Regions from separate parts of the Homo sapiens genome. Here region 1 is linked to region 2. Evidence: chromatin contacts called from ENCODE Hi-C or POLR2A ChIA-PET data. All regions are on one chromosome and are shown on one strand. The core of a region is the stretch at or near the end of the contact, and the rest is flanking DNA. Distances in the headings are between cores, read along the strand shown.

Region 1 (2,908 bases), core at 272-2,771, 290 kb before region 2:
TCTCTCTGTCTCTGTGTCTGGGCTTAGGTTTACCCTGAGAGAGTTCATTGTAAATCTGTGCTGAACTGACTATTCGCTCTGAGTTGGAATATTTTCTGCTTATTACAAACTCGATTTTTTTGAGACAAAGTCTAACTCTGTTGTCCAGGCAGGAGTCCAGTGGCACAATCATAACTTACTGCAGCCTCAAACTCCCAGACTCAAGTGATCCTCCTGCCTCAGCCTCCCCAGTAGCTGGGACTACAGACACATGCCACCACCTCGGCTAATTTTAAAAAGTTTTGGGAGAGGTGACGTCTTGCTGTGTTGCCTAGGCATGTCTCAAATTTCTGAATTCAAGCAATCCTCCAGCTTTGGCCTCTCAAAGTTTTGGGGTTACAGGCGTGAGACACTGCACCCAGCTGCAAACTATTAAGAAAAAGTAATGAAAGGCTGAGCTCTTTTCTTTGTAGCTAAGCCTCTTGAGAAAGTTCTGAGGCTGCTGCATCTCCCATTCCGTCCTCAGCTCCTTACATCGCAGCTGGCAGCTCCACCACTGTGTGGGCACTGACCACCCCACCCCCCCGAAGGGACCAGCCATCTCCTGTTGGCCATGGTGAATGTTTTTCAGTCCTTATCTGACCTCCCTTTGGAATTGGACATTGACCAGATCCTTCTCCTTGAAGCGTTACCATCTCGGGTAGTCCCCTGCTCGAGATGTTTCTCCTGCTTCCCTGGGTGTTCCCTTTCACTGTTTGTTGAAGGTTCTCCTCCTGCTGGTCACCCATTGAATGTAGGTGTCAGGTGTCATCTAGCATTGGATCCCATGTCCTCCTGTCACACTTTTTTTTTTTTCCCTGGCGGGTATTCACAGCTGGGTTTGTTCACATGACCGCCACAATGAACTCATATTTAACTCAGACCTCTCGTTGGGGGCCCCCAAATTTCAACTGCTTGTCAGGATCTTTCCATGAGACTGGCCACAAGTATCTTAAACAGAGAATTCTTAGACAGAATTCATCTACTTTTTCCTTAAACCTATCTTTTCTCCTATATTCCCTACCTTGGTGAGGGTGTCACCTCTGATGAAGTTAAACACACTGGGGGTTTGGATCAACCTAAACTCATTTTCCTTCACCCTCTTTATGCAGTAAGTACCAAGTCTTTCCTGTTACTCTAAGGTAGTTCCTTTTTCCTAGTCCAAGCCAGTCCTACTTGTCTGCAGATTCAGTATGTTACCTTACCTCCTGCAGGAAAATTCCCCAGCATTCTGTACCCAGCCCTTATCCTGGGATTGGTCTCCCCTCGATTAAGCTCATTCAGGCTGGTGCCTTGCCTCATTCACCATCATTTCCCCAGGGCCTAGCAGGGTGGTGCCTTGGAAATAATTTAATTTGGTGGAAGTGTCTTAGTACGATTTCATGGCTAATGGGTGTGCTACTCTTGTCATTCAGAGATGGGGCTGGGACATCACCTCTGTGGACATTGTGGTCCTAAGAGCCCCGTTCCTGGGTGCCTGCCATTTGCTTGCGTCAAGTTGGACATGACAGCTACGGGAAAATGATTGAGGGCAGAAGGCAGTTTTGGTGCGACAGGAAGAGCACAGGCTTCCAGGGCTTTGCTGTAAGATCAGGAGAGAATAATGCATCAGAAGTACCTGATGCTGAGTCTGTTCTCAGGAATGGTGTGTTTGAGGCAGCTGCCCATTGCCCGGTGCTTGCCATGTGCTTGGATGCAACCATGGCTAAAAGGTTTCCTATCTGGCTATGTGGTGATTGACTGTGGGTCGCCTTCCTATGGTATTTCTGACTCCTCGAGTGTAATATAAAGGTCTTCGCAGAGGTAGGGCTAACGGAGAGGCAGCGGCAGTTGTTCAATGTTCTATAATGTAAATTGAAAGATTTTTCTTTAGTTTTAAGCTGAGTTTTCCACATTCTCATTACTAGTTGGGGAGGAATGGGAAAGTGGTGACATTATTCGCAGCATTCCTATGACCATTCTCTGGTTCTACAGAAGAGGTGTGTTTGAGGAAGGCACCCAAGTTTCCTGACTATTTCTCACACTTCTCCATCACAAGAAAGCCCTATGTACAAAATGATGAGAGTCCCAAGAAGCATCATTTGCTCTAGGCTTGTCCTTACTGTGGAAGCTCAGAGACTCACCTTTGATCTAAAATAAATAAACAAAAAGCCATAAGGCAAACCTTATTGAAGTAGGTGATGTCGGGTGTGTTTGCTGCTGAACGCATACAAACACTTTATATGCAGATAAAATAAAATGACTCACAACATTGCTGACATTAGTGTGTGTTCTTCCTGCAGCTAAGTACATCATAGGATTTTACCGAATTACACCGACTAATTGTTTATTGACCAACATCACACTAGTGGGATCACAAGACCACATATGACAGTGCTGCACTTTGCTTTGAGAGAGGAAAGGGAAGAATGAACCTGAGGAGAGCTGACTGAAATGTAATAATTCTGTACCGAGATTTGAAGTGAAAATAGAATGCCAATTTTGAGTTTTCTGTTTCTTAAACTCTATTTTAAATGTTTATTTTGTCTTACAAATGTACGTCTACATATTAGACATAAAAATGGAAGCGAGGCAGCTGCCGTTAAATTCTGGCTTCAGTCTCTTCTAAGATTCAGTCCTTCTGATTACTGAGCTGTGTCAAAGATGCCATATCTAAAAAAGAAGTCAACGTCTTTCCTACTTCATCTTCAATACTCACATATACTTAGGACAGATTATCTCTTACATGTCATTAGATATTAGTTTTGAAGATTTAATGAGTTCCTGTAAAGTACTTAGAATAGTGCCTTTCATAATAAATACTGTATAGTGTTTGCCATTTTATTATTGTTATTGCTTATTTTTAACAAAAATTGTATTTAAATTTGCTTGTAGTGACATGTTTCTCCAA
Region 2 (2,892 bases), core at 211-2,710:
AATAAGACAGTGGAGGGAATGGAGAGTGACAGAGTTACTATTCCAGAGTGTGTGGTCAGGAAAGACTTCTCTGGTGAGAGACTTGATGAAGCAAGGGAGAGAACATTCTGGAACAGGAAATCAAAGATGGAAATGTGGCAGGTTCAAGGACAGAAGAGCATATCAAGGATAACTCCAGGGTTCCGGGACTTCACTAATATGCTGAGTGGCAGGGCCATTTACTAAGAGGGGATGGGGAGCAGGAGCAGTTTTGAGAAGGTAGGGGAAAGGAAAAAGAATTCCATCGTGGACTGATGTTTGCTGTGTTTATTACACATCCAAAGGGAGGTGTTCAGAAAGGAGCCTGGGGTGCAGAGGAGAGGTCAGGGCTGGAGACTTAATTTGGCCACTGTCAGTCTATGAGACATGTTGAAAGATACAGGACTGACTGAGTGCACCTGAGTGAGGGAGGCAGAGAAGACCAGAATTTCTAAGTCAAGGAAATGCAAACATATTCCTAAATGTTGTCAAATTGTTCTTGAAAAAGTTTTGCCAACTTATACTTACCAATACCCCAGGAGAAGGCTGACTCCATACCCAGGGGTGAAAAATAAACTATTGTTTCCATTTAAATTTGTATTTATTTACTATGAATTAAATTGAGCACATTTCCAATGTTTCATTGGCCCTTTGCTCCATTTTATCCTGTGATATGCCTCTTCATGCCGTTTGCCCATCTGATCAATTGATAAGAATATTGATTTACAGGATTTATTGATCTATACATTTATTGATTTATAAGAGCTCTTAGAATATTTATATTTAAGAACATTAATTCTTTGTCATATGTTTTACAGCTTTTTATTTTTTCTTCTGATTTTCAAAGTGCTTTTTGAAGTTCAGATGATTAAAAGTTTTATGTAGTCAAGTCTAATAATATCTTTTCCTTTTAAAGCTTCTGAGTTCAATACTTAGAGCGGTCTTTTAAAATCTAAGACGGCAATAGGATTCCCCAGGTTTTCTTGTAATTAAAAGTTTCCAGTGTGTCTGATTTCTCTTATTTTCACTGCAGAATTACTCAGCAAAGGAATCCATGGAACTAATTTCTTTTTAGGCTCATTTGGCAACAGTTTGCTGCTGGTGAAGCAGGAGGAGGTTAAATAGCAGCTGCCAAGCTTTTGGTTGTGCCCAGAGCCCAGCACACGATAGGTGCTTAACATATCTTTACTGAAGGAATGCTTTGCTGGCTTTTGTTTTAACATGGGTAAAACTCTTCATAGTTGCCAAGTACTTCCCTGATGTTATCTCTTCCGAAGCTCCAGCCTTTCCTGCAGTAGAAAAAGGGGCCGGGGAGGAGGCCAGGGTGACTTGGTCAGCACTGACCAGAGCTAGGGACGACAGCTTTATAGAGGAAACGCCTCGCAGACGCCACTGGGGCAGTTCCTCTTCACCTTTCTTGGATTTGGTGACTGGAGAATTTCAAATACACAATTGCAGTTTCTACTCTGGAGCTCGCTTTGAGGAAGGAGAAAGTGTTTGCTACTCTAAACGAAATATATTGTAGGCAAAATGCATTTTGTTTTGCAAGCAGGGAGCTAGTGTGTGTGTGTGTGTGTGTGTGTGTGTGTGTGTGTGTGTGTGTGTGGTGGGGGGGGGGGTCCCAGTTTCCAGTCCTTTTCTTGTCACTTTCTGCCATCTACTGGCCATAGCACAAAATACTCTGGAATGACTTCAATGATGCCTATGAAGAAAGAGGCTTTATTCCTGTACGTTCTCAACCTGAAATGTAATTTCCCAGATAAATTTTGCCATAATTCACCAGGATCCAACATTTATTTTTTTCAAAATAACAGTTCTGTGAAGGGACTGAATTATTTGAGCAATGACTTTATTATTTTTGTTCCTTTGTCTGAGAAGCAGTATTTGAACTCTGACCACCTGAGTTTAAATATTGGCTGTATAATTTATTGTCTGTGTGACCTTCAGCAAGAAACTCAACCCCTCAGTGCCTTATTCTCCTCATTTGCAATGTGGATTTGATACTAGATCTTGCCTCTTAGGGTTTTGCTTAGATTACGTTGAGTTCTCAAATATAAAGCATATAGTATCTTGCACTGCAAGAGTACTCCATAAATGTTATCTGTTATTTGCTTGAAATCTATGTGAGTTTAGGTAGGCATTACTCTGGGACATAGAGAATTCCATAAATTAGGTATTTATAACCTATGCCCAATATTTGTGTACCAATTTTGTTTCCAAACTGCTTGCATTTTAACTCTGGAAATTCAGCCCAAAAACAGCAGCCTCTGTTCTGGAGCCCTCTTTATTACCTCCTGCTGGAATAATCCATATTACCTCTGAGCTCCCATAGCCCAGTATCTGGTCCTCTCTTGGACTGACGATTTCACCTTGGAATGTGAACTTGTCTCGCCTTGTACATTGCCTGGGTCCCTGAGGGTAAGACGCAGTCTGATTCATCATTATCTCTCACAGTCTCCCTTACACTATGTTATTCAGCAACTACTCAACAAATATTTGTTGAAAAGCCGAATGAATAATCTCATTTGATTCTCCCAGGAATCCTGAGTCAGGTACAGCAGATATGAATTGTGCACACTGAATAGATGAGGAATTGTGAGACTTGCCCCAGATGAGATGGAATGGGGCTAGAATTCAAGGCTGGGGAGAGTCTGTGACATGCCAAGAATGTGCATGAAAGAGAATCAAGGGAGCAACATAGAGGAAAAGGCTCATCCCCAGCCCGTATGCAATGGAGCTACACACTGAAGAATAATTTTGGTGGGGCTAGGAGGAAGGGTTTCGTGTCTGAAGCTGATCTTCTGGCTGTCATGCCTCATCCAAGTCCCACGGAACTGCATTTTCATAGTCCAGTGCCAACTTCCACATTTCCAC

What was found. Hi-C counts contacts between places; a loop is a spot of excess contacts on that map. ChIA-PET counts read pairs that join two places held with the same protein, here RNA polymerase II (POLR2A).
Region 1: a loop to region 2 is called in a map of Caco-2, with 5 times the contacts of the local background. The contact joins two enhancer-like sites. A Hi-C loop is called at or near these places in 1 of 168 maps with a recorded cell type or tissue (Caco-2). POLR2A ChIA-PET finds 5 or more read pairs at or near these places in 1 of 52 experiments (T-cell).

Annotation. Positions count from the first base shown.
Region 1 is chr1:214,503,109-214,506,016 of GRCh38, reverse strand. The region is part of intron 1 of PTPN14 (protein tyrosine phosphatase non-receptor type 14); the gene reads left to right. Among named protein-coding and RNA genes, the nearest start is that of PTPN14, 47 kb to the left of the region's middle. RefSeq lists an enhancer at 36-1,013. Within about 2 kb of position 1,521, at least 3 of the 41 ENCODE cell types and tissues checked have a DNase peak (open chromatin) inside an H3K27ac peak, as active enhancers do.
Region 2 is chr1:214,212,904-214,215,795 of GRCh38, reverse strand. No RefSeq gene overlaps it. Among named protein-coding and RNA genes, the nearest start is that of SMYD2, 67 kb to the left of the region's middle. Within about 2 kb of position 1,460, at least 4 of the 41 ENCODE cell types and tissues checked have a DNase peak (open chromatin) inside an H3K27ac peak, as active enhancers do.